Linked DNA regions of Homo sapiens: region 2 is linked to region 1. Evidence: read pairs that join two places in POLR2A ChIA-PET (ENCODE). Cell type or tissue: endothelial cell of umbilical vein. All regions are shown on one strand. Links, peaks and the distances in the headings refer to the core of each region. The heading gives the core; the rest is flanking DNA.

What was found. ChIA-PET counts read pairs that join two places held together with the same protein. Peaks named below come from ENCODE experiments on the same cell type or tissue, not always from the same donor. Only the 100,000 strongest peaks of a DNase experiment are listed, where the experiment ranks them.
Region 2: POLR2A ChIA-PET joins it to region 1 with 6 read pairs; 4 of 35 experiments call an interaction of 5 or more read pairs at or near these places.

What each region holds. Positions count from the first base shown.
Region 1 is chr3:194,034,147-194,049,739 of GRCh38, reverse strand. All of the region lies in intron 1 of LINC02028 (long intergenic non-protein coding RNA 2028), which reads left to right. Among named protein-coding and RNA genes, the nearest start is that of LINC02028, 29 kb to the left of the region's middle. In endothelial cell of umbilical vein, for the core only: no CTCF peak of the experiment used is centred there; a DNase peak (open chromatin) is centred at 9,019; H3K27ac peaks cover 1,559 bases.
Region 2 is chr3:193,821,500-193,837,092 of GRCh38, reverse strand. LOC105374284 (a long non-coding RNA gene) reads left to right here. Exons shown (of 4, transcript XR_924841.3): 2 at 3,341-3,454; 3 at 4,008-4,682; 4 at 5,052-7,894. Among named protein-coding and RNA genes, the nearest start is that of LINC02038, 15 kb to the left of the region's middle. RefSeq lists enhancers at 2,104-2,163, 4,717-4,876, 4,897-4,996. In endothelial cell of umbilical vein, for the core only: no CTCF peak of the experiment used is centred there; no DNase peak of the experiment used is centred there.

The sequences.
Region 1 (15,593 bases), core at 7,464-11,463:
CATATAATTTTGGACTTCTCTGGAGTGAGTAAGTCTGATTGACATTAATTGGAGCAGCCTCCATTGTCCAATGCAAAAATGCAAAGTGCTTCCAGCATTCAGATCTCATGGGATATTCTATTATAGTGCTTTAGACATATGAACATGTCAGGTAATTACTGTGGTTTTATGGCCCTGTCAGTTATGGTTATAGGGAAGCTAAGGATTTACTCTGCATGCAGCCCTTCCAGCCACTCAATGTAAAAATGGATGATAAAACTTTTAAGAAAAGTGTGCAGTATGTTGCGAGATGTGAACAGAACACCATATAAGATGTCAGGGGGCCTGGATTCTAGACTTGGTTTGTTACTTCCATTTTTTGTGCCTAGGTTTTTCTCACTGTAAGAAGAGGACAATAGCCTATGATCTACAGTGCCCATTCCAACTCAGAGAATCTTTACATCTGGAGATCTATAGCAGGGCTATCCCTAGTGACATGCGTGAAGAAGCTTGGAAATGGTGCTGGGTAGGAGCTGAGTGTGCAGAATGTGGAAAGGCATTCTAAACCAAAGGAAGAACACGAGTAAAGATGATGAAGCAGGGATAAGGCTAAAATGAAATTTGTGATCTGATCCACATACAAGCACAGTGTAGTACAGCTGGAATATAGAGAAGAGCTTGAAGACTTATGAGCAACTATCCCGGTACTCTTGGAGGCTCTGCAACCACAGTTTGAGAAACTCCGCGTTCAAAGTTAAAAACTGTCACCTGAATAGTTAATAACATCAAAGATTGTGAAAGCAAGTATAAATAACACAGAGATTAAAATAATGAGGCAGGATCAGAAAGTGAGTGTTATATTTATCTATTTTTTCCTGTATCACTGAAACAAAAACATAACATTTCAAAATTATTGTGTAGAACTCCTCTCCTCTTCCAGAACAATGCTCAGAGCTTTGCAGACTCTGGTTTGCAAAAACATCATGAAAGGGGATAGTGGTAGATGAGATGAGAAATGTTGATCAGGAGGAGATCACGGAAAGCCTTGAACACCAGGCTTCAGGGCTAGTCACTTATTCTGCAGGCTGTAGAGTTGTAGGGAGTGAGTGATACTTTATGAGCAAAAGGCTTAGTATGCTGAGGTCTGTGTTTCAGGTTTCTTTGGTTACAGTGTGAGGGATGGACTACAGGGGTAGAACAGAGGTCTTGTCAGGAGGCTGGCTCAATAGCCCTGGTGGCAAGGAATGAAGGATGAAAGTCTGAGGACCCTGACACAAGGCGAGTGATAGAGGAAGGCTGAGGATGAAAAATGAATGAGACCTGTTTGTTGACTGCCATGGAGGTCAGGATGAAGCCCATATTACTAGGTTTCTAGGCCACGTGATGGGGTGAGTGGTGATTGTAGAATCACCCCAGAGGCAGAGCAGCAATTCAAAACAGGATTTGAGACAGAGAGAGAGCGACAAATCTGGGCTTTTATTTGATTCATTCTATTTTTTCCATGTTTGAAAGTAAAAAGGATAAATGCATCTATTCCTTGGAGTTTTGTAAGGACTGATGAATTAGCATATATGAAAGCATTATTATTTATATAAGTTTGCAAGTTTGGAGGGAAATAATTAGTTTAATTAGGACCGTATCAAACATTTCAAACTCATTCTGAGTAAAGAGCTTATTAGCCAAGGGGCTCTCTGTAGGGTCAGATTACTTCCAGCCACTGGATTGGGCCATAGTTCAAGGCCAGAAGCTTGTTTCCACAAGCATCAGGACCTTTCTCTCTCTTCTTTTCATTACCAACCCCCTACCCCCACTGCCATCCTTTTCTAGATCTCTTACGTAGTAAATGCAAAAAAAAAAAAAAAAAAGTGCACAAACATTATGTGAAAAGCATATTCAATTGAACCAATGAGTTTATTCAGTTGACTCTTCTGAGGACATACCTGTGCCAGGCCGTGGTACCTAGATGTGTGAGAGACTGTGGCATTCTCCTCTTCTCCATGCTTGGACAGTACCATCAGCATTGAGGCTCACAGAGTTGCCTTGCCTTGGGAGATGCAGGCTTTGGTGAGAGTGCCCCATGGAGCCTGACCTTAGTTGCAGGCCTTCAATGTGATGAGCAAGACCAGGCACTCTTTCTCAGGCTCCTGATCCCCATGTGGTCTGCATATTGCTCAAATCAGCCAAACTCTCCCACATTGGCCTCCTCCCTTTTTCTCAGCTCCAGGAGACCAGCGTCCCCAAGCAAGGGAAACACTTTGCTCAGCTGCTTTCATCATGACAGCCAGTGCTGAGTGCAGAGCTGTCAGGAAGCCAGGCCACGCTGGCAGCTGGCAGTACAGGCCAGAGAGCAGGGTGGTGCTGCAGCAGGTGCCTGGGTGTCCCTGTGAGCTCAGTGGGACAACAAATCTTCTGTAGAATCCAGTGTGGACTTGGTTTGGCTTTCCAACAATTTTAACCCAACCAGATCCCTCCCTTTAGAATTCCTTCCCTTGGACAAAGCAACTGCAACTATAATTTCAGATTCAGAGGAAGCCTGCAAGCTCTGGCTTCCCTTCTTTGCTTCCTTTTTTTTTTTTTTTTTTTTTTGCGATGGAGTTTCACTCTTGTTGCCAAGGCATTGGAGTTCAGTGGTGTAATCTCGGTTCACTTCAACCTCTGCCTCCTGGGTTCAAGTGATTCTCCTGCCTCAGCCTCCAGAGTAGCTGGGATTACAGGTGTCTGCCACTATGCCTGGCTAATTTTTTGTATTTTTAGTAGAGAGGGGGTTTTGCCATTTTGGCCAGGCTAGTCTTGAACTCCTGACCTCAGGTGATCCACCTACCTCAGCCTCCCAAGTGCTGGGATGACAGGTGTGAGCCACCATCCCCGGCCCCTTCCTTACTTCTAACCCAATCTGGATGTTGTACTTTTACATACTTCTACCATTGAGGGTTTGGATCTAAGTCTCTTCCCCTTGAATCTGGTTGGGCTTGTGACTGCTTTGACAAGCAGTACAGCAGAAGTGACTCTATGTGATTTCAAAGCTAGGTCATAAAAAACCATGTGGCTTCCAGCTTGTTCACTGTGTACTTGTTTTTGGAGCACTGACCTGCTGTGTAAGAAGTCCAACTGCCCTGAGGCCACCAGGCTGGAGAGACCATGTATGGATAGGTTCTCTGATCAACAGTTTCTATCAAGCCCAGCCTTCTAGCCATCAAGCCCAGCCTTCTAGCCATGTCCACCAATGTGCCTGACATGTGAGTGAAGCCATCACAGACCCTTCAGACCAGCCCACCTGCCAGCTGAATACTTGTGAGTAACCTTGGTTGATACTATGTGGAACAGAATCTCTCAGCCAAGCCCTGCCTGAATTCCTGACCCACACATTCAGGAGATACAACGGAATGGCCAGGTTCTAATCCACTGAGTTTTGGGGTGGTTTATTATGCAGCAATAGATAACTAGAACACTGGACATAAATGGAAGAAGCTTTGCGGTCAGCTTTTAATAAGTTTAGGCTGATTTCATGTGATTTACCCCATCCATCTGCTCCTGCTCGTGATAATTCCATCTTGTTCAAAACTTGGATCAAGTTATCTCTTCACTGAGCCAAAACTTTACCTGGGTTTACCAACAGCTCCCTGAGCCTTGGCAACACTTTCAAGTTTCCCAACTATGGTTTGGTTGTCAGTAAAATTTCACATCCAGCCACATACTCACACTTAGCCCAACACAATAGCTGCATGCTACCTTAATCCAAATGATTTGCAAAAATTGCCAAAAGTTGGGACTGTGCTTGTAAAAGCTGTTCTCTATGGATCTGGATAAACAATTTACAGATAACACTTTCTCAGCAACTCCACATACCAGAAAGGGTAGCTTCCTATTTCTTGCCTTGCGCTTCAGGCCTACGTGGAGTATAAGATTTCTACTTGGGGCCGGGCACGGTGGCTCACGCCTCTAATCCCAGCACTTTGGGAGGCTGAGGCAGGCAGATCACCTGAGGTCAGGAGTTTGAGTCCAGCCTGACCAACATGGAGAAATCCCATCTCTACTAAAAATGCAAAATTAGCCGGGCATGGTGGTGCAGGCCTGTAATCCCAGTTACTCAGGAGGCTGAGGCAGGAGAAAATTCCCAGTTTCCTGAGTGGGGTGGAGGTGGGAGTCAGGGTGAGCACTGTCCCTGGGATCCAGCAACATGCTTGTGTGTGCAATTCTCTCAGTATGCTACAAGGACAGGTGTGGTGGTACAGAGGGATGTGGGGTCAAGCCTGAGAACAATCACATGCTTGCTATGTGACCTCAGACCACATAGTCTGAGTCTTAGTTTTCTCATTAGTCAAATGGGTACAATATTAATCCATTCACAGGAAATAGGGGGATGTCTTAGTTTGAGTTTTGTCAGAAGCAGCCTCTGAGACAAGGATGTGCAAGTTTACTGGGGAGAAGGTAAACCAGGGAGAGCCCGGGAGAGGTGTGGGCAGTGATAAGGGGAGGGGAGAAAACCGGTAAAGGGGCCATGGTCAGCCAGTCAACACAATGCGCAGCTGCAGCTTCATCCCAAGGGGGAAGCTGTTACACGAGTGTAAAACACACACCTCAAAAAACGATCCTCCCGGGGGTGGGGGGCTGGGGTGTGTACACACCAACTCCTCTCAGTCCCTAAAGGCTGCTCCGCAGAGGATGTGAATTTCCCAGCGAGTGTTAATTTTGTAGCTCATCTGGAAAGCACTAGCACTGGAGAAAGCCCTCGGGCCCAGAGAAGCCAATCTTCCTGTTGGAAGTTCTCTGGAGCACACTGAGAGGCTAAGGCTGGAGGGTCAGCGCGCTCATCACATCTGTTCTAGAAGACTGAGTGAAGTCGGTGTAAAAGGCTGGGCTACAGGGGGCTTCTCCTCTTCCCTGTGTGGACCCCTTCCGCCAACAGTGCCGTGCCTTTGCCTGTCCTTTCTGAATCCCAAGGTCATTTGACACCCGATGTGTCCTGTTTTACACACCTGGAGACCTGGAGAGCTCTTCCCCCAGACACATGTAAATGGTCCAGGGTCAGCTCCGCCCACTTTTTACACTTTGTTGCATCCTCCATCTCCCACAGCATCCAGCTTAGCAAGAGACACATGGTAGATAGAAGCTCAGTGGTCAATGCTAGGCAGATCGCATGGGTCAGAGAAGTTTGGTTTGTAGTGGAAGTGGCTTTGTATAGATGTGGCGGCAGAGTGACATGCGTACAAGTGAGTTGCTATATATAAAGTGCTGTACTAATGTGAGGGACATTACTGATGGACTGTTCCTTGCTTGTTTTGGGCATCCCAGATCATGAGGATAGAATCAGCAATAGTGCTTGAGGATAAAATGACTCTCGAAGGGAAGAAGAAAGAAGAACAGATTCGGTCTAAAACAGTTTTCCAGTCTCCCTTTTCCTTTCCCCAGTTATTGGGAAACAAATGACTCCCCTCTTATCCTCTGCTTGGTTTGTGTGGTACGTGATATTTAGATACTGGCATTGGCCTTGCCGTGTGTAGGTTATGGGGCAATGAACAATAGCTAACCTCGTTTACTGCAGGCACTCTCTAGTGACTTATATGTATTAATTCTCATCATAACGCTGTAAAGTAGATGCTATCGTTTCCATTTTACACATGAGGAAACTGAGGTACAGAGAGACATTAGGCAACTTACCTAAGGCCACACAGCTGTTAAGCAGCAAAGCCAGAATTTAACCAGATTGTCTGCTCCATTGGACATAATGAATGCAAATAACACTCACTTTTTTCTAGTTTAAGTATAGAATATAGTGTCTGGGTCTCCAATTATATTTTCATTTCCAGCACCATTGTTCAGTAAAGCAAATTTTTGATATATGGCCATTTGGACATTGGTGCTAATAAATCTGATATTTCTGTGTACATTCTCTTACATTGCTAAGATGTCCATTGCAATCAGAAGCTCACCGAATGTGCTTAGCTGAGTGGAGAATGATTTCTCGGTGTTGTATTTGCTCTGAAGAGTCTGAATTCTTGGGGAGGCAGAAGCTGGAAGTGAGTGAGTCAGAGCTCAGATGGGAAGTCAGAGGCCTGCAGCTGGGGACTCCCTGAGAGGATGAGATAGTCTGATCACCTAGTGAGGTGACCAATGTTCTAATTGCCTGGGATGGAGGGGTTTCCTGGGAGGCAGGACTTTCATGCTAAAACCAGGGCAATCCTGGGGAAATCAAGAGGTTGGTCACCGTAACTGTATGCCAAAGTATTAAATAAGAATGTTGTTTTAAACTAGAAAACAAGAAGGAAGATCTCCCATAGATTTTCAAGGTGCTGAGAAAACAGCTTCTAGACATATCTCGAAAGCCAAGTTTCTGAGATGTAATCAGAAAGCTGTAGTGGAAGGAAATTTGAACCAGAAGACTGCAGTCCTGTCTATGAACGTTAAACCTGTGTGGCTTAGGAAACGAGTCTAACCTCGTCTGAGCCTCAGTTTGTTCACCTAAAAGATGGAGATGAGAGCTCATTTGTCTCATTCTCAGGGGTTATGGTGGCCATCCAGACATAAAGAAATTAGAACGTTCATTCATCTGCAGATGCTCACACATTCCTACAGGATGACTGAAACCCACAGCAAACAATCCTCATGAAATACAGCTCAGCTCATCCTGAAGAATAAGTGGGAGGTCAGCCTCACGGGAAATTCGATATCTCCACATGCAGCTGTCATGCCACATGGAAACAGTCATGCATAGGGTCCTGTCACCTGGTAGACTGACCCCAGGTCCACTGACCCCTGACAATCATCAACCGCTTCTGAGGGCTCCATGATTGAGATTTGTCCCCAGGAACTCAGGGGAAACTATATATTGATTAAAATGAACTATCAAAATCATTTAGAGAACTCATATTCCTGGAATCTGTGATGGCCTGTGTGTCCCCTCTCTCTGCCTCCCTTTATTGTTGCTACTGTGACCTGGACTCTGATGTCCCCTGAGGTCCACCACCCTCCCTCAGAACACAGTCTCCCTATTTATTACTTTAGTATCATGTACCAGCTCCATTTTCTTGTGCCAACTTCTGCTGTGGTCTGGACTCAAATCTAAATGGGCTGCCTAGGGGGCTGGACCCAGCCTCTTCCATCTGCCTTTGCCAGAATCAGAGCTGTGGACCTTGGGGCCTTGGAGGCTGGGATCGTATATGACTTGGGCTCCAGTGGATACTCTGTACACAAATCTTCTCTTTGGAGTGTTCAGGGATTGGCTGCTAAAGGGCATAAAGAGAGAAGGTTTCTGCGACTTCTGCAGCACAATATGGGGCTTCTAAGTTTGTGGCTCTCACTTTAGTGAGCAAAACAGTCCCCGAAAAAGCTTGTTAAAATGCAGTGTCCTTTGTCCTATGTCCCAGGGTTTCTGATTCAGTCCAGTGCAAGAATCTGGATTTTTAAAGAAACCACTGAGTTGCTTCAGATACACATTTCTGAGAGTCATATTTTCTGAACTTTTAGATAACGAGAATGTGATTTTAAAAAGGAATTCAGTGGCTGGGCGTGGTGGCTCCCGCCTGTAATCCCAGCACTTTGGGAGGCTGAGGCAGGCTGACTACTTGAGGTCAGGAGTTCGAGACCAGCCTAGCCAATGTGGCAAAAGGCTGTCTGTACTAAAATACAAAAATTAGCTGGGCATCATGGTGCATTTCTATAATCTCAGCTGCTTGGGAGGCTGAGGCAGGAGAATCACCTGACCCCAGGAGGCGGAGGTTGCAGTGAGCAGAGATGGCGCCACCGCACTCCAGCCTGGGCAGCACGGTGAAACTCTGTCTCCAAAAAAAAAAAAAAAAAAAAAGTAATTTAGTCTTTGGTGCTTTGCTTCAGGGTATTATTGATGGCTGAGGTGGTCATCGTTTAGAACTGAAACAAGTTCTGGGTGTGTTTTATTTTCTGATTGTTTGGATGTTGGTGAAATGGAAAACCGACTCAAGGTCTTGGACACTTTTGCAAATAGTATCTCTTCTGTCTTTCTGACATTCAGGAAAGAGGGAGGCAGATATTCTTACAGTATACTCATTTTATAGATGGGGTACTTGGCCACCTTCTTTGGCTTAAATAAAACAAGCACCTGCATGTTATTTTACTATTTCAAAGCATTTGTCCGTGCGTTCTGTTACGTGGCCCTCCCAGGAAACTGCCGCAGTTGGTATTGCTGCCTCTGTTTCACAGACAAGGAAGCCTTGGCTCTGAGTAATTCTCGGACCTGCTGGAGGTTAGAGTGAGCAAGAGCTGACGCTGAACCGGCTGTGGTGGCCCCTGATATCAAAGCCTTCAATACTTCTACTGCCTATCTTTTTTTTTTTTTTTTTTTTTGAGGCAGAGTTTCACTCTTGTTGCCCAGGCAACGGCATGATCTTGACTCACCGCAACCTCCGTCTCCCAGGTTCAAACGATTCTCCTGCCTCAGCCTCCCAAGTAGCTGGGATTAAAGGCATGCGCCACCACGCCTAGCTAATCTTTTGTATTTAGTAGAGACAGGGTTCCACCGTGTTGGTCAGGCTGGTCTCGAACTCCTGACCTCAGGTGATCCAGCTGCCTCGTTCTCCCAAAGTGCTTGGATTACAGGGGTGAGCCACTGTGCTTGGCCCCAACTGCCTCCCTAGAGAAGACGGCAGTGCAACTGAAAGTGGAACTAAGAGGCCCAATTGCTGGGAGACAAATGGTGTTTCCAGGGCCACAGACACCTCGGCTCCCACGATTGAAGATCCAGCCACTACATTGGCTCCCCGTCTCCTTGTCCAGTAAGGGAAGAAAAAACAAAAAGGCCAGTGGGTCCTTTAGGGCTTCCTGGATAAAACAAGGACAATCAGCTACTTAATTTAAATGGAGGAAAAAGAAAACAGGAGATGAAAGTGACAAGTAGACTTGGGTGTCTACAGACATGCCCCTCTTGGCTGCTTCTCCACATCCAGGCACAGGCTTTTCTGTGTCTGATGCCTTTGTCTCACACCTTCGGGGGCACCCAGGGAGATGAGGTGGTGAGCTCAGACAGTGGCTGGAATTTATGGGACCAATGGAGCCCCTCTTCCCACCCTCGTGGTAGGAAGGGGAAGCATGATGAATTTCCTCCTGGGTAAACATCTTCGCAGGAAGCATTCATCAAATGTCAACAGGGCCGGCAGAGGAGTCTGGGATCAGCCAGGCGGGGATCGGCTTCCCCCTCCTCTCGCAGGCTGTGGGTTTTCTCCTGCGCATTCACACCTTCTTCTGTCTTGGGTCCCATCTTCTCTCAAGCAGCTGAGGGGAGGGACAGGAGGACATATCCTAAAACAACCCAAATTGTTTTTTGTTTTTGTTTTTGAATTATTGATTCATTTTATTTTTAAAAGTTATAGTATTATGTATGACAATCAAAACAGAAAACAACCTAAACATCTAACAATGGGGAAAGTTAAGTAAATTATAATATATGGTAGGACTCTTATGCAGCCATTAAAATATCTGTATTCAAAGTTGTTAGAACATGACAAATACTTGTGTTATTAAGTGAAAATGGCAAGACAGAAAACTTCATCCACATGGTGAGATCAAGTAGATATTTTAAAATACACAGAAACAGGCCCAGGAAAGAGGGGTTAAAAAATTATTAGTAGGGCGACCAGGTGCGGTGGCTCATGACTGTAATTTCAGCACTTTGGCTGGCCAAGGCGGGCAGATCACCTGAGGCCAGGAGTTCGAGACCATCCTGGCCAACATCGTGAAACCCCATCTCTACAAAAGTATAAAATTAGCCAGGTGGGCGCCTGTAATCCCAGCTACTTGGGAGACTGAGGCAAAAAAATTGCTTGAACCCGGGAGGCGGAGGTTATAGTGAGTCGAGATCATGCCACTGCACTCCAGCCTGGGTGGTAGAGCAAGACTCTGTCTCAAAAAAAAAAAAAAAAAAAAAAAAAAAAAAATATATATATATATATATATATATATATATATATATATATATACACACATACATACATGGGTTCTCTTTCTGTGTAGGATAGAATTATGGATAAGTTTTTCTCTTTATCTTTTATAATTTCTATACTGCCTATATTTGTACAGTAGACATTGTATCTTTCATAAGTTCATTCTCAGAGGGAGGGAGGGATCTTTTACTTTTGTTTCAAGATCCACATCTCTGAAGAATTAATTAAAACAACTTGTTCAGATAGTTACTGCTCTGGGTGAAGAAAAAGCCACTGGTGGCCCAACCAGAAAGGAGAAGTAGTTGGCAGATCCTGGAGGGTTTCCAGTGATGTGTAGGGGTCATTTTGGATCTCTGCTTCTGCATCCCACCAAGGTTTGAATTGTCCCATTAGCTGCCCACTTGGGCTCAGTCCTCCCGCCCTGGGAGCAGGCCCCAGGCCCCGGCTTCAAGGCTCAATAACAGGTCATCTTGCAGGCCTCCATTTCCAAAGCCAAGTTCACTGGCGTAACTGCCACTACACCCCACCCTTTTTTAATAAGCAGGGTTTCTATCAAGCTGGGCACCTGTAACACAGTTGATTGCCCAGATTCTTGCAGGAGAAAGCTGATAAGGAAATGTCTGGAAGAGCCACAAGCTCGCAAAGCCGCTGTTCCTCCTGCACTGGGCACTGCTGGTTGTAGATGCTGTGGCCATCCGCTCTTCTCTCAGGGGACCCGTCACTCATACTTCACTCTCCAGGCTGAGGAAGCCTGAACAAGCAGGACCACTGATTCCAGGGTCTCTTGTGGATTTTCAGACTCCAGCCCCTACAATGCAGAGGAAAGAAGCCCTCCCTCACCATGCCTGCTATTTCCTTACACCTCCAAGAACCAGTCATCCTCTCATTCATGAGACGCAATATGAAGTTGTCCTTAAGCCAGAAGGATTTGAATTTCAACTCTGCCCCAGCACTTAGCAAATGGTCACAGAAGAAGTACTTAATCATGGTTAGTGAAGACAGTTACTTTATTATTATTTCTATGCTTGTCTTTGGAGGAGAGTGGACTTTGGAAGGATGCAGGAAGCTGTCAAGCCTCTGGCCCTTCCATGCCTTGTCCTTTTCACCGGCTGAGGGCTGCTGTCTCCCCAGACTTCTCTGTGGGTCCAAAGCCCACTCACTCAGTTGCTCTGTATTTCAATCTTGCCACCAAAAGGCACTGAGTATCCTTTGTGCTGGCACATAGGATAAGTGGAAGATGGAAAGAGGAATAAGAAAGGCAGCAGCTGGCGGGGTGCGGTGGCTCACGCCTCTAATCCCAGCACTTCGGGAGGCCGAGGCGGGCGGATCACCTGAGGTCAGGAGTTCGTGACCAGCCCGACCAATATGACGAAACCCCTTCTCTACTAAAAATACAAAAAATCAGCCAGGAGTGGTGGTGGGCACCTGTAATCCCAGCTACTCGGGAGATGGAGGCAAGATAATTGCTTGAACCCAGGAGGCGGAGGTTGCAGTGAGCTGAGAACGAGCCACTGCACTCCAGCCTGGGCGACAAGAGTGAAACTCTGTCTCAAAAAAAAAAAAAAAAAAAAAAAGAAAGACAGCAGCCTGTGGCAGCTCATGGGGAGGGAAGGAGGGAATGCAGAAGCAACTGCAGCCAGATGGAACATAGAGTAGAGCAGAAAGCAGCATTCTTCAGGGGAAGGACAGGTCATTTCCAGCTGGGGGCTTGAAGAATGGCTCTGGAAAGGCTTCCTGGAGGAGGCGGTATTTGGGCTGTGCTTTGAAGAAAGGGAAGGACTTCGGTGGGTCGGTAGAGGTGGGAAGGACCTGCCTCAGCTGTGAGCTTATTGCCAAGGCAAAGGATACCACTTGAGCCCAGGAACAGAAGATTCTTGGCCTCCAGGCCATCAGTTAATTGTGCAGACATTTCAAGCTTCCATTGCATTGTCAATAATAGTCATGGGCCATTTTTTGCATACATGATGTTATTTGAATTTCGCAAAAATCGAATGAGTCAGACAGAACACGAATTATTATGCTCATTTTCCAGATGAGCAAATTGTGGCCCAGGGAGGTGAAGGGGTTTGACTTTGTCCACGAAGGTGGCCAGTGGGAGGGAGGGCACTGCACTCAGATCTCTGGGCTCCAAGTCCAAAACACATCATATGGCATAAGATTGATCCTCTTCTGTCTACTCCACCCACAGGCTGTTAAAGGTGGTCTTTGGAACCAGAGGAACTTCAAGCTGGTGCCTTGGCTTCAATTGATGTTCCATTCACAATTGCCAGGACTCTGCAATAGCATATGCAGAGATCCCCTGCTCCCATCTGACGGCTTCTAATCTATCATTTCTAATCACATCTTCTATACAGAGTAACCTTTTATTTTTTAGACAGTCTTGCTCTATCGCCCAGGCTGGAGTGCAGTGGTGTGATCTCGGCTCACTGCAACCTCCGCCTCCTGGATTCAAGTGATTTCCCTGCCTCAGCCTCCTGAATAGTTGGGATTATAGGTGGCTGCCACCACACCCGGCTATTTTGTATTTTTAGTAGAGAAGGGGTTTCACCATATTGGCCAGGCTGGTCTCGAACTCATGACCTCAAGAGATCCACCTGCCTTGGCCTCCCAAAGTGCTGGGATTACAGTTGTGAGCCACTGCGCCCGGCCCACAGCAACCTTTCTAAAGCGTAGATCTGTTGCTCTTGCTTAAAAACCTTCAGTAGCTTCCCTGCCTCTTTTGGGTAGCGTTCCTTACCCAAACCTCTTTATCTGTTCTTCTAGGCCCTCCAGGATCCTTCCTGCCCTTTTGGCCCCCTTGCTTGCCTGTCTTCCCTGTGCTTCCTGTGTGTGGGACACTGAGTATCTTGCAGTTCTCAAAGTGTTCCAGGATGTCTCGTCATAGCTTTGTGCACGCATGGATTCTAGAGCCAGACTACCTGGGTTTAAAATTCATACCCACCACTTAAGTAGCTGTGAGACTGAGAATAAGATCCTTAGCCTCACTGTGTCTCAGCTTTCTTATCTGTAAAATGGGGATAATACTAGGACCCAATTTGTGATGTTGTTGAACAGACTCATTGACTTTATATAACAGATCTAAACTTGGTACATAGTAGGTGCTTAATAAATATTGTTGTGGCTGTTCCCTCTGCAAGACCAACTCTCCCTGATCTGGTGAACTTAGGCAGGTTCTCTCAGGCTCCCTTCTCTGTTTGCAGCCTCCAGGAAGCCCACCCTAACTGCCTGAGGCAGTTACCTCCCTCTCTCTGTCCTGCCTTCACAGAGGCCTGCATGCCTCCCAGGCAGAGAACTTGTCATTTGTGAGAGCTGCGCCCTATCTGAGACCCTGTGATGCGTGCCATGCCTAGCCCGGCCCTGACACATGGTAGATCCTAATATGAAGCTGTGGAGGGAGTGAATGGCCTGCAGCACTGCACGGAGGACCTCTTTGTGGCACGGCCACCAACGCGTGTTGGGTGACTGACCACAGAGACTCCTTTACTCCTTCGTTTCCCAGAAATAAAATGGACAACTGGCCTCCTAGTCTGATGGGGTGTCCCAGACAAGGCAAGACCCTGGAAAGTGGGGCACGGTTTAGCAATGAGTCTTAGCCCAGATTATTAGCCTATTGGCCAGAGCAGGTTCACCCCAGGACCCCTCACTTCAGGCTCTTTCCCAGGCCCAGGACCTCAAGTTGCATTTGCCATGTCATGTTCTTTTTCTTAAAGACAGCCCTCCCAACTGTGCAAACTTCAGGCCCCCTTCAATCCTGATATGCCCCTGGAGTGAATGCCCCCATTCCCTGCCCTCATCAGCTTCCTCATGCTGTTGGTTTCCCAGCCCTTTTCTCTCTTTGCCTTTTGTATCTGCCCCTGGGACTCTGAGTCGGGGAGGAGGACCAGGAGAGGTAGCCCCGGTGCACTCTGTCCTCTCCTGGCTTGCCCACACTCCTGGGATGCCTGAAGAACAGCTGTGAGGAGCTGCCTGGTGTTGCCAAATCTCATGCAGATCACCTCCTGTCACCCACATCCCTGTTCCTCCCACAGGGTCTCTCTGGTCCTTAAATCCTCCCTCTTGGTTTTGGCTCTGAATAAGGCCCCATCTCTCCCCATACACTCTCTACCCCCTCTGTCTCTGTTTGGTCCAGCCTCCTTGAATGAAATTCGTTGGACTTTGGGCTTTCAAGTCTCCTCCTTCCAGGAAGTGGCCTCAGCTTCCATAAACTCTGACTATAGGCAACAGCTCCTGCCAGCCTGCAAGGCAGGCCTGTGGCTCAGAAGGCCAGGCCTGTCCCTTGATCAGGTCACTTGTGTGGGAGGAGGGCAGTGGGGTGGGGTAGGGCGGTGTTAGACACATTCAAACCATTTCCTTAAGGAGGAAATGTAATTTTCATAAATCTGCTATTTGAGGGCTACCTATGTACACCCTTCGGGGTGCAATTCTCAACCCTGGCTGCACTTGTGGAGGTTTATAATATACAGATGCCTTGGTCCTATCCCAGAAATGCTGTTTTAATTGGTGTGGGGTGCAGCCCAGGTAGCAGGCATTTTTGAAGCTCGCCAGGCGATTCTAACGTGCAGCCAAGATTGGGAACTACTGCTTCAGGGAGCACATCCTGTAACTGAAGGCAGATGGAGGGCTTGGAGCAAAGCGGGTTCCAGTGTGAGTGCATGGCAATGCTTGATTCCTTTGCCTCCCTGACTGGACCTGAAGAGACAGAGCTCTGCTGGACTCCAGTGCCTGTCCACTAGAGGGGACGCAGCCCCAAAGCACCTCACGATGGGTCACCACCCTGGCTCAGCTCTCCCCCGCCTGCCACCCAACACCCCTGGGAGGTGAGTTTTAGGGCAGAAACAGCAACTGTTAGGGAGCAGGGCCGTCTTCATTCTGGCACACTCTAGGCCCAAGTCAGAGGTCTTCTTGCCAGGCACCTGAGAACAGGGTTCGGGTTCATGTTCCAGCCAAGCCCCTGGCACTGCTCCCACACCTGCCCCTCCTCTTGCCCGTTCGGCTCAGTGAATTGCACCCCCTTGGCTGTTCTGCTTCCAGAAGTCACTCCCCCTGGACTCTGCCCTACTTCCCTCCAAATCCAGTCAGTCACCATGTCCTGTGCACGCGTCCACTGAACTTGCTGTAAACCCGCCTTCCTCCCCAGTCCCACTGCCCGGGCCCTCTTCGGGCCTCCTTTCTTCTTCTGTAATGCAGTGGCCGCGCCTGCATGCGCTTCTGGGCTGCTCTGCTCTGTGATTTTCTCTCTATGCCAGATCAGTGTTCCTGTCCTACTGAAGTTCCTCCCTACTCTCTCTCTCTCTCTGTGTGTGTATATGTTTCTCCAAGTGATTCAAATCTGAAACTTCCTGGGATTTCCCTTTGCCTAGCACAGTGGTTCTTAAAGTGTCTTGGGAAGGCCGGAAGTATCACGATTACTTGGGAACTTGTTAGAAATGCAAATTCCCAGGTCCCACGCAGACCCACTGAATATGGGACTCTGAGGGTGGGCCCGGCAGCCTGCGTTCAAGCCCTCTAGGTGAGTCTGATGTGTGCGAGAGTTTGGAAGTCACTGGGCTGGACAGTTCATGCCACACTCCCATGTGAATTGAAAGCTTCCCACACGCTGGTCCCAATTTGCCTGTTCTGTCCAATTCCTAACTGTCCCATCTCCCATATCCCTTCCTGGGGGACGCTGCTCACACGGTTCCCTCTCCTGAAAAGCTGTTTGCC
Region 2 (15,593 bases), core at 4,112-8,111, 210 kb after region 1:
TGGAAGGCTAGGGCCCTAATCTGATAGGGCTGGGGCCCTTATAAGGTGAAGAAGAGATAGCAGAGCTCTCTTTCTTCCCAGTCGGGATACAGTAAGAAGGCTGCCGGCTACAAGCCGGGAAGGAAGGCTTCACTCATTACCAAATTGACCAGCACCTTGATCTTGGATATCTCAGGCTTCAGAACTGTGAGCAATAAATTTCTGTTTTTTAAGCCACCTGCTCTGTGGTGTTTTGTTAGGTCAACCCAAGCTAACTAATATAAATGGGTTGGCTATCATTATGTGTTTCCAACCATCCAAAATTTCCACAAAGCACAGTAGCCCTTTGAGAGACATGAGACCTAGTCATGACCCAGGGTTTTCTCATTCAAGCACTGGAGTTGTACTCACAGTGGTGCTGTTGATGTAGTTTATTCTAGGGAGCATCACATGAAGCAGAGAAAGGATCATTCAAGGAACCACGGGATTTTTGTAGGATTTTAGGAACCCTCTAGGTGCTACCCCCAGTCCTGAAAGGAGCACCAGGCAGACTATGCACAGGTTGCTTGGGAAGATTTTTTTTTTTTTTTTTTTTTAGACACGGGTTTCACTCTTGTTTCCCGGGCTGGAGTGCAATGGCACGATCTCAGCTCACTGCAACCTCCGCCTCCCGGGTTCAAGCGATTCTCCTGTCTCAGCCTCCCGAGTAGCTGGGACTACAGGCATGTGCCAACATACCTGACTAATTTTTTGTTTGTTTTTTTGTTTTTGTATTTTTAGAAGAGACGGGGTTTCTCTGTGTTGGTTAGGCTGGTCTTGAACTCCTGACCTCAGGCGATCCGCCCTCTTCGGCCTCCCAAAGTGCTTGGGTTACAGGCATAAGCCACTGCGCCCAGCTGGGAAGCTTGTTAAAAATATAGATTGAAAGCTCTACCCTCTGAGAGTCTACTTTTGTCAGCCTGGGAGAGGACCCAGTGTATTTTGAACAGGTGCTCCAGGAGACAGGATTAGGCAGAATCCAGATTGGGAATCCTACTCTGGACAAGCCTCTCATCCGCAGATGGGAAAACAGGCTAAAGTTGAAGACCCTGGGTCCAAGGTCACCGACTGCCAGGTCAGACTAGACCAGCACTTGGGTCTCCTCATCTCTGGGGTATTGGTCTCTGTCTTCACCGCACTGACAAGTCCTCTGTATGGGAAAGAGTCTTTATTGGAGACTCCAGACGGTGCCTGGAGAGGGACACAGAACTCTGCCATGAGAGAGGTGGTGGGGGCAGTGGAGTTCTGACTGGGAGAAACTGTACAGTCTCCCAGTAACAGTTAACTTAGAGCTGGGCCTTACAAGAGGGTGGGCAGGATTCCTTAGAATAAGTAGGTTATTGGGAATTTAATAAGCAGATGGGGGTGGAAGAGGATTCCAGGTGGAGACAACAGCTTGAGCAGAATCCTGGCTGGTGGTGGGACTTTGTAGGCAGAGTGAGAAAAGATGGCAGCCCCATGTGGCTGCCGCAGGCCTCGTCCGGGACACTGAAGCACGGCAGGTGCACTTGGAGTTGAGGCTTGAATGGCAGGTTGGGGCTGAAATTCTGTTGTAAACCCTAAAGCCTCAACAACACCCCTGGGCACATAGAGATGCTCGATGAATACCTCATAAAGCCATTTGATAGCTCGCTCCAATTTTAAGAAGCAAAGAATGAGTTGAGATGTTTGTAAATCATCAGAGAGAGATGGCTCCTTATGACTCATGGCACCCAATTTGGAGTAAGGAGAATCTGCCTCAGAGGAAAAAAACTGTGTACCCCAAAATCCTACCAAGAAAGAGGTTCCCTCTGCTCACATTTCCACTGAGCTCTTCCAGCACCCTGGCATCTATATTTTTTGGCTCCTGGTGCCTTTTTTTTTCTTTTTTTTGAGACGGAGTCTTGCTCTGTCACCCAGGCTGGAGTGCAGTGGCATGATCTTAGCTCACTGCAACCTCCATCTCCTGGGTCCAAAAGTGATTCCCCTGCCTCAGCCTCCCGAGCTGTTGGACCACAGGCATGCACCACCATGCCTGGCTAATTTTTTTGTATTTTAGTAGAGATGGGGTTTCACCATGTTGGCCAGGCTGGTCTCGAACTCCTGACCTCGTGATCCGGCTGCCTTAGCCTCCCAAAGTGCTGGGATTATAGGTGTGAGACACCTCACCGGCCTTGCTCCTGGTGCTTTTAATGCACGCGAAGGAGAGGTCAAAAAAACACAAGGTGGAAGTGGGACTTTCCTGGGTGATTCAGAGCAGTGGTTGCAGGTTTGACTGTGCTGGGAGTCAGGTGAATAGAGCATGCTCTACCCCCTCTTATCAGCAATCAGCCATCATGATACAGGCTTTTCCTGAGGGCACAGGCAGATGCCAAGTAGGCACAGAGTCAGATAAGTGCAGTCCCAGTTCATGCCAGAGGCTGTCCCAGGCCCCACCCGCGACCTCACACCACCTCTTGCACACTGCTCTTGGGTCCCAGGAAGGAGTGTGGCCTCTTTTTAAGGTGACCGTCTCAGGCAGCTTGCACTCTTGTGCATGTAATATGAGGTGGTTGCTGTGTTAGGGTCCTGGAGGATATCAGGAAGGGAAGAGGTGCTGAGAGATGCTTAAAAACCTTTCACTCTGAAAGGTGGGATGGGCTGCTGCACAGACACATACTGAGTGGGGTGGGATTGCCTGGGGGTGCAGGAGATGCAAGGGACCGTTCTAAGGAAGCTCCCAGGTTCCAAAGGAGCAGCAGTGCTTTCCTGGCTGGGTTGCTGAGAAGGCATTAGGGCAGGGTAGCTTTTGAGTTGGAACTTGAAGATGGAGATTTGGAAGTGACCGATGGGAAGAAGCAAGGGAATGGCCTGAAGAAAGGGAGAGAGAATGAACATTCCAGGCCTAACCACCAGTCCTCGGCCCCAGTTCTTCTGCCTCCTGCAGGGACATGAGGCAGAGCCTCTCTGAGCATCCGCACTGTTCAGATCACAGTTCTAGGCGCTGACCTGTTTATAAACTGAGTAGTGGCTAGACCCTGCCTTGTAGGAGCTCAAACACTTAGGTACACCAGGATAGCTCTGATTGAAACCAGACTGGTATTTTTCTCTGAAGGGCCCTGTTCCTCACCTGGTCAGTCTTGCCTCTCATGATCCCACACCCATGAGTCCTCCCCTCATGCAATCGACTCCCCTAGCCCTGTAGAAAGCTGTGCTTTCCTTGCCTCATGGCGCTAGCTTCTGCTGTTGCCTGCATCTAGAGTGCCCTTCCTGCCATGTGTGACGGTCCACATCTGCCCATGAGGCCTGAGTCCAGTCCCGCCTTCACTATGACATGACCATGCCGATCTTCATCCCTCCCCAGCCCACCAGGCAGAAACATCTCTCCCGTCTTTGAACTTCACCACGCCGTGCATCTTCCTCTGGGTGTGCAATCGTCACCTGCGTACATGATTGATTCTGCCCCCAACACTAGACTGTGAGTACCCTTTGCGGGCAGAGCTATGTGTCCTTATCACCAGAGTCTTGCACAGCACTTAATAGATGCTCAGGAAACATCTTTGTCAGCATAGTATAGCTGGATGTAGAAATCTCTGAAAACATAGAGGCCAGAGTTCATCAGAAAGCGTTAGAAGGACTTCACAAGGTTCACTGGAAAGAAGTAAAGCTTAGAGATCTGTGGAAGGAGGCAAAGGGCCATTTGAAAGCAGAGAACAGGTGAGGGGCTGTGCATTAGGAGTGGAAGAGCCCATTGGAGGCCTGCGGACTTGGAACGAAAGGGTCTTTCACTACATATCCCATCCACCCACCTGGGAAGCCCTTCTCCCTGCCCCCAACCCAGACACATGTCCCAGTTGGATGCTGGACAGAGGCTTTGAATATGAGGCAGAAAAACTTTGGCTCAGAATAGGAAGGCCCTGCTGGCTCCTGGAAAGGTTTCTAGCAGGATAAAAACTATTTTTAAAAGGTAGCCTGGATCATGTCACTCTTTCACTTAAAGTGCTTCAGAAGTTTCTCATTTCTCTTAGCAGGCAGAAAGAACTCAAAGCTCAGATGGTCAGGGTCCTGTTGGTTCATCAAGCTCAGCCTGCCTGGAGGCAGCCACTGTGTTGTTCCCTCTCTTCGTCCTCCCTCTGCACTCTCTCTTGCCACGGGACATTTGCACAAGCAGTTCCCTCTAACTGGAACACTAAGAAATATGGAAGTAAAAGGGGTTGGGAGAAAAGACAGGAGTCACAGGTGACTGTGTGGGATGAGGAGAGTCGTGAAAACTTTTTTTTTTTTTTTTTGAGATGGAGTCTCGCTTTGTCACCCAGGCTGGAGTGCCAGTGGTGCCAATCTCGGCTCACCGCAACTTCCACCTCCCAGGTTCAAGCAGTTCTCCTGCCTCAGCCTCCTGAGTAGCTGGGATTACAGTTGCCTGCCACCACGCCTGGCTAATATTTGTATTCTTAGTAGAGAAGAGGTTTCACCATGTTGGCCAGGCTGGTCTCAAACTCCTGACCTCAGGTGATCCACCTGCCTCAGCCTCCCAAAGTGCTGGGATTACAGGCATGAGCCACTGCACCCGGCCGAAAACATTAAGAGTAGGTGGATGTTACTTTGGACACCAAATGAAGAAGTGTGCCGAGCTGAAAGAGAAAAGGAGAAGAAAATGGACATGACATTTACGGGGTTCCTCTTGCAGAGAGAGAACCGTGTAGAAGGTAAGCTCTCACTACTGAGTTCAAGTCCCAGACATAATACTTGCTGGCTGTGTGGCCTTGGGAAGGCCCATGAGCACTCTCAGTGAAAGTGAAACTGGGAAGTTTCTGCTTTGGAGAGATTTTCTCACAAATGAGATGAGTTATCATATACCAAGCCCTTAGAGCACGGCCTGGCTCACAGGAAGCCAACAGTAAGTGTGGGTCATTATCAGCGCTGTTGTTAACTGGGGGTAATAACAGGGGCCAGGGGCCAAGAGGCTTTATCTAGCCCTATTTCAGAGGCAAAGAAATGAGGGTGAAAAAGTTCAGGGGCCTGCCTGCAGTCACACAGCAGAGCCAGATATGAACATCGACGTTTTGGCTTTCAAGGTCCACACCCGCCGTATCCTACTGCACGGTGCTGGAAGGCACATGGAAGACTATTGCAGCCCAATCTTCTCATGACAAAGACAGGAAAATGGAGCCCTCTAAGAGAAAGTGACTGATCCACCCTTATGCTCTTAAATGGTAAGCGTCCAGGGATCATCCAAGTTAAGATGGCCCACACGCAGCTGGCAAGGCAGGACCCGAGGCTGAATGAGACGTACAATTGGCTCCACGGTACTGGCAGAACCCACAGCTAGTTTTCAATGCTGAGAACTGTCCATCCTGGCAGAGGCTCACTGCCCTCTGTGCCCTCCCTGGTTGCCTGGGCAGATGGTGAGCTCTGGTTGCCAAGGAGCCCGCGTTGGCAGTTCTGAAATGGGGTGCGTCAGCAGCCTCGCTCCAGCGGCTTCCCACATCCTTGAGTAACCACCACACAAAGGTGCTGGGCATGAGACCAAGGGTGCGGCGGAGATCGAATTAGTAATACACACTCGGTGACCCTCCCCAGCCAGGTTTCACTGCGTGCTTATGACCAACATTCATCCCTTCCTTAGCATCTGTGGTGTCTTTAAGGGCCAAGTAAAAAGGTAAAACTGCAGGGAGTCAGGAGGGGGAAACTGGCCTGGGGTACAGAGTCCCTCACAATGAAAATATATGTAACTGGCTACTTGTAGGTCATGATGCATTAAGTGATCCTGTCAAAAGTTGAAAGTGGGCTACAGTGGGACAGGCAATGCCCAGAGGGAGGCAGAAAGGTGTAAATAATCCGAGGTGAATGTGGGTCTTGTTGGCATGGTAGATTTATGCCCTGCCTTCATAATGTACCCTTTCATCTTGGGAGCCTGGATTCCAAAAATCTAGTCTAGACAGGAATTGATGGTGCTACCTCTCAGCTTACATCGTTCAAGGTTTCTCAACACCAAAGACTCCTGAATATTGATGGGAACAACCCACTTAGCCAGGGGATATTGCTCAGAACTCAGGAGGCCAAAGGCATCATTCTTCCAGGCACGGAGGCCCTGCTCAGAAACAGCCCTACAGAGGCAGAGTCACTCATTCTGGGGGATGACGCTGCCTTTTGTCTTCATCTCCCCAAGTGGGAGACAAGTCCCATCACGCCTGCCACCTGGCAGTCAGCCTTGCGCCTTCTCTTTCGTCCTTTTCATGTGTGCTCCGTGCCGGTTTCAGCAGCTTTCATCAGAGACTGAAACTACCACCACTCCCATCACCTCCCAGGGCCATGGGCAGGCCCTGGCTGACAGATCCAGGCCTAGGAGCCTGGGCAACGATAAATAGGTGGTTGGGAGGACCTCTCCGAGCCCCCTTCTCTGCCCAGGCAGGCTTTCTCCTTGGGTGGCCAGAGCCAGGGCCCAGGATCCCCTGCTGCAAGAACTGAGAGGCTGAGGGGCTTCACTCCTGAGGAAGGTCCTCTCTTCCTAATCCCCGTGCTTTGGGCCCAGCAAATTCAGCCTGGGAACTGGGGGCTGCTGTGGAAGAGAGATGGAGCTAGGGAGCATTTATAGTGCAGCACCTGAGGCTGAGCAGTGACAGAGCTGCGGGCCTGAGAATTACAAAACAGACTTAAACAGATGAAATATTGCCCAGGCATGGTGGCTCTTGCCTGTAATCCTAGCACTTTGGGAGGCCGAGGCAGGCGGATCACTTGAGGTCAGGAGTTTGAGACCAGCCTGGCCAACATGGTGAAACCCCATCTCTACTAAATATTAGCTGGGTGTGGTGGTGGGCACCTGTAATCCCAGCTACTTGGGAGGCTGAGGCAGGAGAATTGCTTGAACCCGGGTGGCAGAGGTTGCAGTGATCTGAGATCGTGCCACTGCACTCCAGCCTGGGTGACAGAGCCAGACTCTGTCTAAAAAAAAAAAAACAAAACAAAACAACAACAACAACAAAAACCCATGAAATATTAACTGATGCAGGGAAAACAGACAAAAACTATACATGCTCAAAACAAAACGAAAAAGGGCACAGGGCTCAGAAACCAGTTTGTCGTCTTTGTGAACAGCTGGGAACTCTGACTCATGCACTGTCCCCTGTTCTCTATGCCACAGGAATGAGGCAGCAAGAGGCCAGATTCTGCCGGAGACAGAGCAGAGAGCCAAACCATCGCCACTTATTGGTGCATGAACCTGGGCAAGGCAGGGGTATCCCTGAGCCTCAGCTTCCTTGTTTGCAAAATGGTGACATGCCTACTTCCAGAGCTGTTGTTAAGGTTAAATGATGACGCAGTTTACCATATGCCAGGCACATAGTAGGCACTAAATAGTTGCAATTATTAGCCCTGAGCAAACATTGCTCAGCCATTCCCTTGTAAAGCCTATTCTCAAACCAACTTTCCATGTGGACGTTCAATCATCTTTCTGGATGACCTCGCCTTACCCATTGCCTCAGATTCTGTGTGTGTGTGTGTATAGAAGAAACAAAGAAAAAAAGTGCTTTTCACATAGTGAGGACATTTCCCCATCCTATGAGTCTGTGTATGTGTGTGCATATGTATATGTATGTACACACACACACACACACACACACACACACACACACACACTGCCCCGTGGAATAGGCAGGACGGGGTTGCATTTCCCCTCTTTTAAAGGTGAGGATGCTGAGCCTCAGAAAGATCAAGTGACCTGAACAAAGTCACACAGCCAATGTGTTTCTCCAAAAGAAATGACCAGGAGTCAGTGTTTCTTTATACAAGGGTGTCCAATCTTTTGGCTTCTCGGCCACACTGGAAGAAGAAGAATTGTCTTGGGCCACACATAAAGTACACTAGCACTAATGATAGCTGATGAGCTAAAAAAATAAAAATAAAAATCACACACAAAAAACAGTGTTTTAAGAAAGTTTACAAATTTGTATTGGGCTACATTCAAAGCCGTCCTGGGCCATGGGTTGGACAAGCTTGCTCCACCATAAACACGTGATGAACAGACATTGAAATCGTACCTTTAGGGCTGTTTTAGGAACACAAGAGGCATCATCTGGCTATCTTGAGAAAGCAGATTTCAATTTTCTATTCATTAAAGAAATGTGCTTCCATCTACCTTGAAATCATTTTGATGATTTCCAGATTCAAGTCCCTGAATAAATTCCAGGGAAAGTCACGTCACGGGACAGAATGGCCGTCACCTTGAAAAAAAATTATTTTCTCCTGGAGGCACTACTGAGGCTCAGCGATCCCACGTCTGCCACTCCCTCCTACTGCATGTGGTATCCCTGAGTCTCCGCTCAGGGAAAACAGACAAAACTACACATGCTCAAAACAGAACAAAAATGGGAACAGGGCTCAGAAACCAGTTTGTCTGGTTCCAGTCATTTCCACCGCAATGACAGATCCAGTGACCTTGGCAGCCCTCATCCATTCACCACATCTTCCCATTACCACCTAACGTGCCCCTCCCAATAGCTCCGTGTGGTAGAGGCTGCACACAGGCTCAGGATTCCCACTTCACAGGTGATAATGTCAAGGTGCAGTGACATGCAGCTTCTTGTCCCAGGTCAGGTGTCTCATGATTGTTGAGCCACTGTCTTCTGACTCAGCCAGTGATCTTTCCTTTGGACCACAACCCCTCTGAAAAGCACTGTGCTGAGAAACATGGGTTTACTTTACCTATTGCTATTTTGTACGTTTGAAACGATCTTTCCAAAACAGATTTAATAATTGAAAGTTTTGCTCTCTGTTCCTTGGAGAAAAGGGACATGCTTTGAGGAAGGAATTGGAACCCGAACAGTCATGTTTTATAGGCATTCATGTTTATTTCTCTGATATTATGGCTTCCTCTGGAAAAATCCAACCAACACATCCGTTTCAAGTCTTGAGAAACTCCCAAATGTTGACCATGTGTCTGATTCCTGTGTGGTCAAAAGAGTGATGTTTCTTAATGTCCACAACTTATTTCCATGTTAAAATAATTCCACGCTCAGCTAAATCCCACTTACACACAAGTGTGCACCTGTTAAAATAGGTCATTTTTCACTGCTAATCTTCCAGATTCCATGAGTATGTGTGGGAACCCCAGACAAATGCAACTTGAATGTCACAAAAGGCATTTTTCTTTGCTGAGTGACCCTGGTTGGCCCAGACACCCTGGGTGCCTTGCTCCCACAGATTTGTAAAACTAAGGAAGATCCCTTTCTGCTGAGAGAATGGATTGGAATTAAATCTTAGCATAGAAGGCCTTGGGTGAAACTGTATGGAATTTTGTCTTACAACTGGGTTATTTTTTAATTAGATTTTTGTCGATCTTTTTTCAACTCTGAAGTATGTCAGTATGGAAACTCAGTAACTTTTCTCAATGCTCCCCATAAAGCTAAAAATTAAAAAGAAGAGAAGAGAAATAAAAAGGGAAAAAATTAAAATTTCAGAGCAAGAAGCTCTAGCCTCTGAGATTTTGTTACTGTTGCAAAAGTAATAGGTCATCTTTGCCACAACCTCAATGCTAAAAAGTAGATGCACAAAAAAGCAATTTTTATCCCAAAGTCTTCTTGGCGATGAGATTTTTTTTCCTGCTTCAGATTTGGCATGCTTCCAGAAACCCAAGGGCCCTAAATCAATATCAAGTGACCGCTTCCAACTCGTAAGAGCCTCTAGGGCTCATTGCAAATGTGGGCTCTGGGTTCCAGAGAGACAGGCTTAAAGAAATTGATGGCAAAAATGGGAAGCTCTGTGGCTGACCTCAGTTGCAGGATCCGTGCTGGGACAGCCTGTCCTCCGCTCCATGATTTGTGAGGGCCTGCCTGGTATTGCTAATCTTCCTGACAGTTTAGTTTGAAGAGAAAAGGGGCCAGTGGCACTGTAGGCAACATCAGACAAGCCACAGATCTCCTGGGAGATCTAAGCTCTCCAGGAGGCAGATAACAACATTTTGCCTTTCCACGGGGTTGTTAATATACATATGAATCCCAAATACAAGAATGGGCTCTTCAAACTGGTTTATTTAAACACTTTTTCTGAGACACACGTTTCAAGAAGGGGATAAAGAGGGTGTGATGTGGATCCTGTGCTGTCTTCAAAGAAGGGAAGGTGGACTGCTATGTTTCTAGTGTAGAATCTGGCACAGAAACCACCCATAGCAGGTGCGCCACGGACCTGCTTTAGCTGGAAGGATCCTTTCTACATTCCTTCCACCACCTAGTGAGTGGCCACGTTGATGATGAGACCTGGGCCTTTAAAAATCCTCTTTCAGGTCTCCAGCCAACCCTCTCCATTCAACTCAGTTTCACAAACCTTTTCTTAGCAGCCACCCATTCCCAAGGACTGTAGTGGGTGCCGCAGGGGAGACAGAGGTGAAGGAGACACAGTCCTTTCTGCTGATTCTGCGGCTGAGTCAGCTGATAGCCTACGTCTATTTGCCAAGAATATGATCAACTGAGTGAAAACAACAAAATAAAAAACGCTGAGTTGGGGAGATGACTCGACTCGGGAGGATAATGAGAATGTCCAAGCTGTGAGTCCCCTGGAGGCCAAGGCAAGTTTGCAGCTGGCATGGTAACAGCAGGGTGGTTGCTGAGGGAAACTGAAACCATGTCACATGGAAAAGATTTGTAGGAGTGGAGGGCCTTTGGCCTGGAGAAGAAAAGCCTTGGAGAACAGAAAGGCTGGTTTCACATACCTGAGAGACTGCCATGGGGAAGACCCATACTTTGTTCTCTGGGGCCCCAGAGGGGGCCCACCATAGAACAGGACTATGGTGGGGATACGTAGGGGGACCGATTGCAGCTCGAAATTGCGAAGTCCTGTCCTTGTCAGAGCTGTCCCAGGTGGAGTGGGATGTACCAGGAGGTGGTGAGTTCCTGTCATTGCAGGGATTTCAGTCGGGGTGGAGAGCCCACTAAACAAAGACGCTGTGGAGAAGAACCAAGCATGGAGGAGGGTGGAGGGCCTGATCTTCTAAGCTTCACTCTCTGCCTGGGAGTCTTCGATTCCTCCCTCCTCTTACTATAACTTAATGAGCTGCTAACGCCAACACCTGGCTTCTTATTCAAACATGCTTAAATGTGAACGGGGAAGACTGGCATCAGAGGTGGGCAGATTAACAACAAACTCCCTCAGGGGTCTCCAAAATGAGAGAGAAGGGACAAAGGCAGAATCGTTCTGCGTGCCTGCAAGTTGGATTTGGAGTCTCCACACTGTGCCTCTGGCCGTTGAACAGAAGAGGGGTCTCTTTGCTGTGTCTTTAGCAAGGTGACAAGCAAGAGAGCTGGGTAGCACAGCCTGGGGCTCACAGGCAGCAGATCACCTTCAGCTCCCCAGGCCCCTCTGTCATGGACTCAGGCCACTGCTGGGACTCAGTCACCAGGACAGGGAGAGCCCAGAGGGCACTGCTCCACAGGGTGGGCACAGCAAACAGCCCTTCCCCACACTCCCACTCTTCCCGGCAGAGAGGGTGCCTGCGGTGTGACTCGAGGGAACTCGGCCTATTCATCTCACCCGCTTCTGCCTATCTCTCCACACACACTTTTGTCATTGTTAAAACCATGAGCAGCTTTTTCCTGATATCACAGTCTAGGAAATCGATGCCTCGTTCAGTGAGCCAGCACTTGCTGTGCTCTTGCCACAGGTTGGGACTGTGTGGATGGATGCCCCATTGCTTAGGGAGCACAGAGGAGGGACCTAGCTCGGGCTGGGGCTTTACAGAAGGCTTCCGAGAAGGGATGTCATTGGCCTGACTCTTAAGAGGAAGGAAAAGAAGAGCACCAAGTACAAATGATTAGCACTACTCATCAGCAAATCAGGAGACTGGGCGTGTAGGGAGATGAGGCTGAGGAAGTCACTCTGAACACACACGAGGGGCCTGATTGTCACCTGAAATGCCTGATGTTTTCCTGTTGGTTATGGGAAACAGAGGGATGACATAGATTGATTTATAGAGATTTTTCTGCCTGCATCAAAGGCATCATAAACAAGAGGGTAGGACTAGTGGCAAAGAAACGAGTCAGAATTGTTTAGTCGAGACATGAGAAGACCCTGAGCTAGCTCAGTGGTAGCAGGGTGGAAAGGAAGGGACCAAAAGGAGAAATATTTTGGATTTAAAAATTAACAAGACTGTCCAACAAATAGAAGATACAGAGACAAATGATTCAATAAGGCAAGGGTCAAAAGACTTGAACAGGCACTTCACAAAAGAAGATAATGCCCAATTAAGCACATGAAAGAGTGTTCAACATTAAATATCAGGGAAATGCGAGTTAAAACTACAGTAAGACAGCAGTTCATACCCCTTAGAATGGCTAAAATCAAAACAAATGATCATACCAAGTGCTGGTGGGAATGTGAGGAACCTGGAACTCTCATGCACTGCTGGTGGGAGAGGCCAATGGCAGAAACTCTTTGAAGGACTCTGAGAGTGTCTTATAAGTGTACATCTACCCTATAAGCAAGCAATTCCACTGCTAGGTATTTGCCCAAGAAAACTATGTTTATACAGACTTGTATAAGAAAAATATGTTCCCAATAAAATTGTAAAGAATGTTTATGGCAGTCTTATTCAAATATTGAAGAACTGGCAGCAACCCAGATGTCCACCAGGAAGTACATGGATAAACAACCTATGGTATGTCCATATAATGGAATATCACTAAGCAATAGAAAGGAACAAACTATTTATATATTCAGTGTAACATGGATGACTGGCAAAACCATTATGGGAAGTGAAGGAAACCAGACCCAGAATAGTACACACTGTATGATTCCATTTACATGAAATCCAAATGTAGACAAACGAATATATAATGTTAGACACCAGTTTGTGGGTTTATGTAAGTGTTTTGGGGTGTTAGGTGGGGGGTTGTTGACCAGTTAGAGGCATGAGGGAACTTCCTCAAAGAATAGAAATGTCTTATATTTTATTTTGAGGATTATGACATGAATGTGTATGATTGTCAAAATTAATCATACTAAACATTAAAACCTGAGCATTTTTTTCTATGTAAACTTTATTTTAAAACAAAAATAAAATAAAAACCAGGTCTGGGTCTGGCATGGTGGCTCACACCTGTAATCCCAGCACTTTGGGAAGCGGAGGTGGGCAGATCACAAAGTCAGGAGTTTGAGACCAGCCTGGCCAACATGGTGAAAACCCGCCTCTACTGAAAATACAGAAATTAGCTGGACACGGTGGCAGTGCATGCCTGTAATCCCAGCTACTCAGGATACTGAGGCACGAGAATCGCTTGAACCTAGGAGGCGGAGGTTGCAGTGAGCCGAGATCGCGCCACTGCACTCCAGCCTGGCGACAGAGTGAGACTCCGTCTCAAAAAAAACAAAACAAAACAAAACCCAGGTCTGGTGATTGATATATATTTGACCCTCACATTTCTAGCTTGAATGTTTGTGTGGATGGTGGTGACACTAAGACAGATGAAGGATGTGAGAGGAAGAGAAGGTAAAGGAGGAGAAAGATGAGTCAAATGTTGTATCAATGGAGTATGTGGTGTCCATTATCACAGGCACCAGCTAATGATATCCTGAAGGAAAAAAAAAAAAAACACTAACAAAAACAAAACCACCTGAATCAATGAGTCTGAAGCTCAGAGAAGAGGTCAGGATAGGAACATACCCCTGACAGTCACTTGATCATTGTGAAAAGCAGGAGTATGAGTGAAATGATGCAGAGAGGAGCTCTGGCATTAGAAAGCAGTGGCCAAAGGCTGGATCCTGAGAGGCAACACTCATTACCGGGTTAGCAGAAGAGAGCGTTCCATGAAAGAGACTGCAACTCATCCCGGAGGCATGAGGAGAACCAGGAAAGGGCAGAACCACAGTCATTCAAAGCCAAGAGTTTTGTGGGGGTTTTTTTTTTTAATTCATTTGTTTTAGTAGGTGTTTCATGTATTAAAAGACTTTTCTAAACCAATTTACTGTGGCATAAATTACATGCCATAAAATTCATTCATTTGAAGCATATGGGTCACTGAGTTTTAGTGAATTTATACAGTCCTGTAACCACTACCACACTCAAGTTTTAAAACATTTTCATTGCCACAAAAATTTCCCTCACACCACTTTGCCGTTGATCCCTGATCCCAAGACCAGCCCCAGACAACCACAGATATGCTTTTATCATTAGAGTTTTGCCATTTTTAGAAATTTCATACAAATGGAATCATGTAGTCCTTTGTGTCTGCCTTCTTTCTTTTAACCTGTTTTTGAGATTTCTTCATGTTGTTGCCTGAATTTGTAACATATTTCTTTCTTCTGGAGCATAGTTTTTCACTGTATGAATAGACCACATTTTGTTTAACCATTCATCAACTGACAGACATTGCCATTGCTTCCATTTAGTGTTATGATGAATAATCCTGCAACGGATATTGACTTACAACTCTTTGGTAGGACACAGATTTTCATTTCTCTTGGGTGAATACCTAGGGGCAGAATTGCTGGGTTGCATGGCAAGCACGTGTTTACTTTTAAAGGAAAATGCCAAACTTTTGCAAAAAGGCTCTACCATTTTACCTTTCCACTAGCAACTTACAAGGATCCCAGTTTCTCTATGCCTTTATCAACACTCCATATTGTTTTGTTTTGTTTTTTAATTTTCCTAGCAGGCATATAATTAGATCTTATTGTGGTTTTAATTTTAATTTGTATTGCCCTAATACCAGTGGTGTTGAACATTTTTTATGTGCTTTTGGACTATTCATATATCTTCTTTGGTGAAACATTTGTTCATATCTTTTGCCAATCTTTTAATTGGGTAGTTTCTCTTGCTATTAAGTTATAAGGGTTCTTTATATATTCTTAATTCAAATCAGATAGTTTGCAAATATTTTCTCCCAATCCGTGACCTTTCATTTCCTGTCACTGAACAAATTTTTAAATTTCGATGAAGCCTAATGACTAAGTTTTTTTCTTTTATAATTTGTATTTTCTGCTTCCTAAGGAATCTGCTTAACCCAAAATTATTAAAAAAAAATTTCTTCACTTTCTCCTAGAAGTTTTATAGTTTTAGTCCTGTAATCCATTTTGAATTAATTTTTGTATATGGTATAAGGAAAGGGTCAAGAGTAATATCTTTTATAACTATTCAGTGATTTCAAGATCACTTATAAAAATAGACTATGTTTTTCCCTATTGAATTACCCTGGTATCTTTATCAAAATTATTTGACCATATAAAAGTAAGGATCTATTTCTAGACTCTCAATTCCACTCTATTGATTCATTGTTATCTAATACCACACTGTTAATTACTGAGTTTTATAGTAAGTCTTATAATCAGGTAGCATAAATTGTTAACTTGATTATTTAAAAAAATTGTTTTGTGTCACAGGACAAATAGATGTTTTTCCAAAGAAGATATACAAATGTCCAATAAGCACATTAAAGATGCTCAAATGTAACTAACCAGTAAAGAAATGCAAATCAGAACCTCACTGAGCTACCACCTCACACCCATTAGGATGGCTACTATCAAAAATAATCATAATAACATGTCAGTGAGGATATAGAGAAACTAGATCCCTTGTATACTGTTGGTGGAAAATTAAATGATGCAGCTACTTTGAAAAATAGTATGGTGTTTCC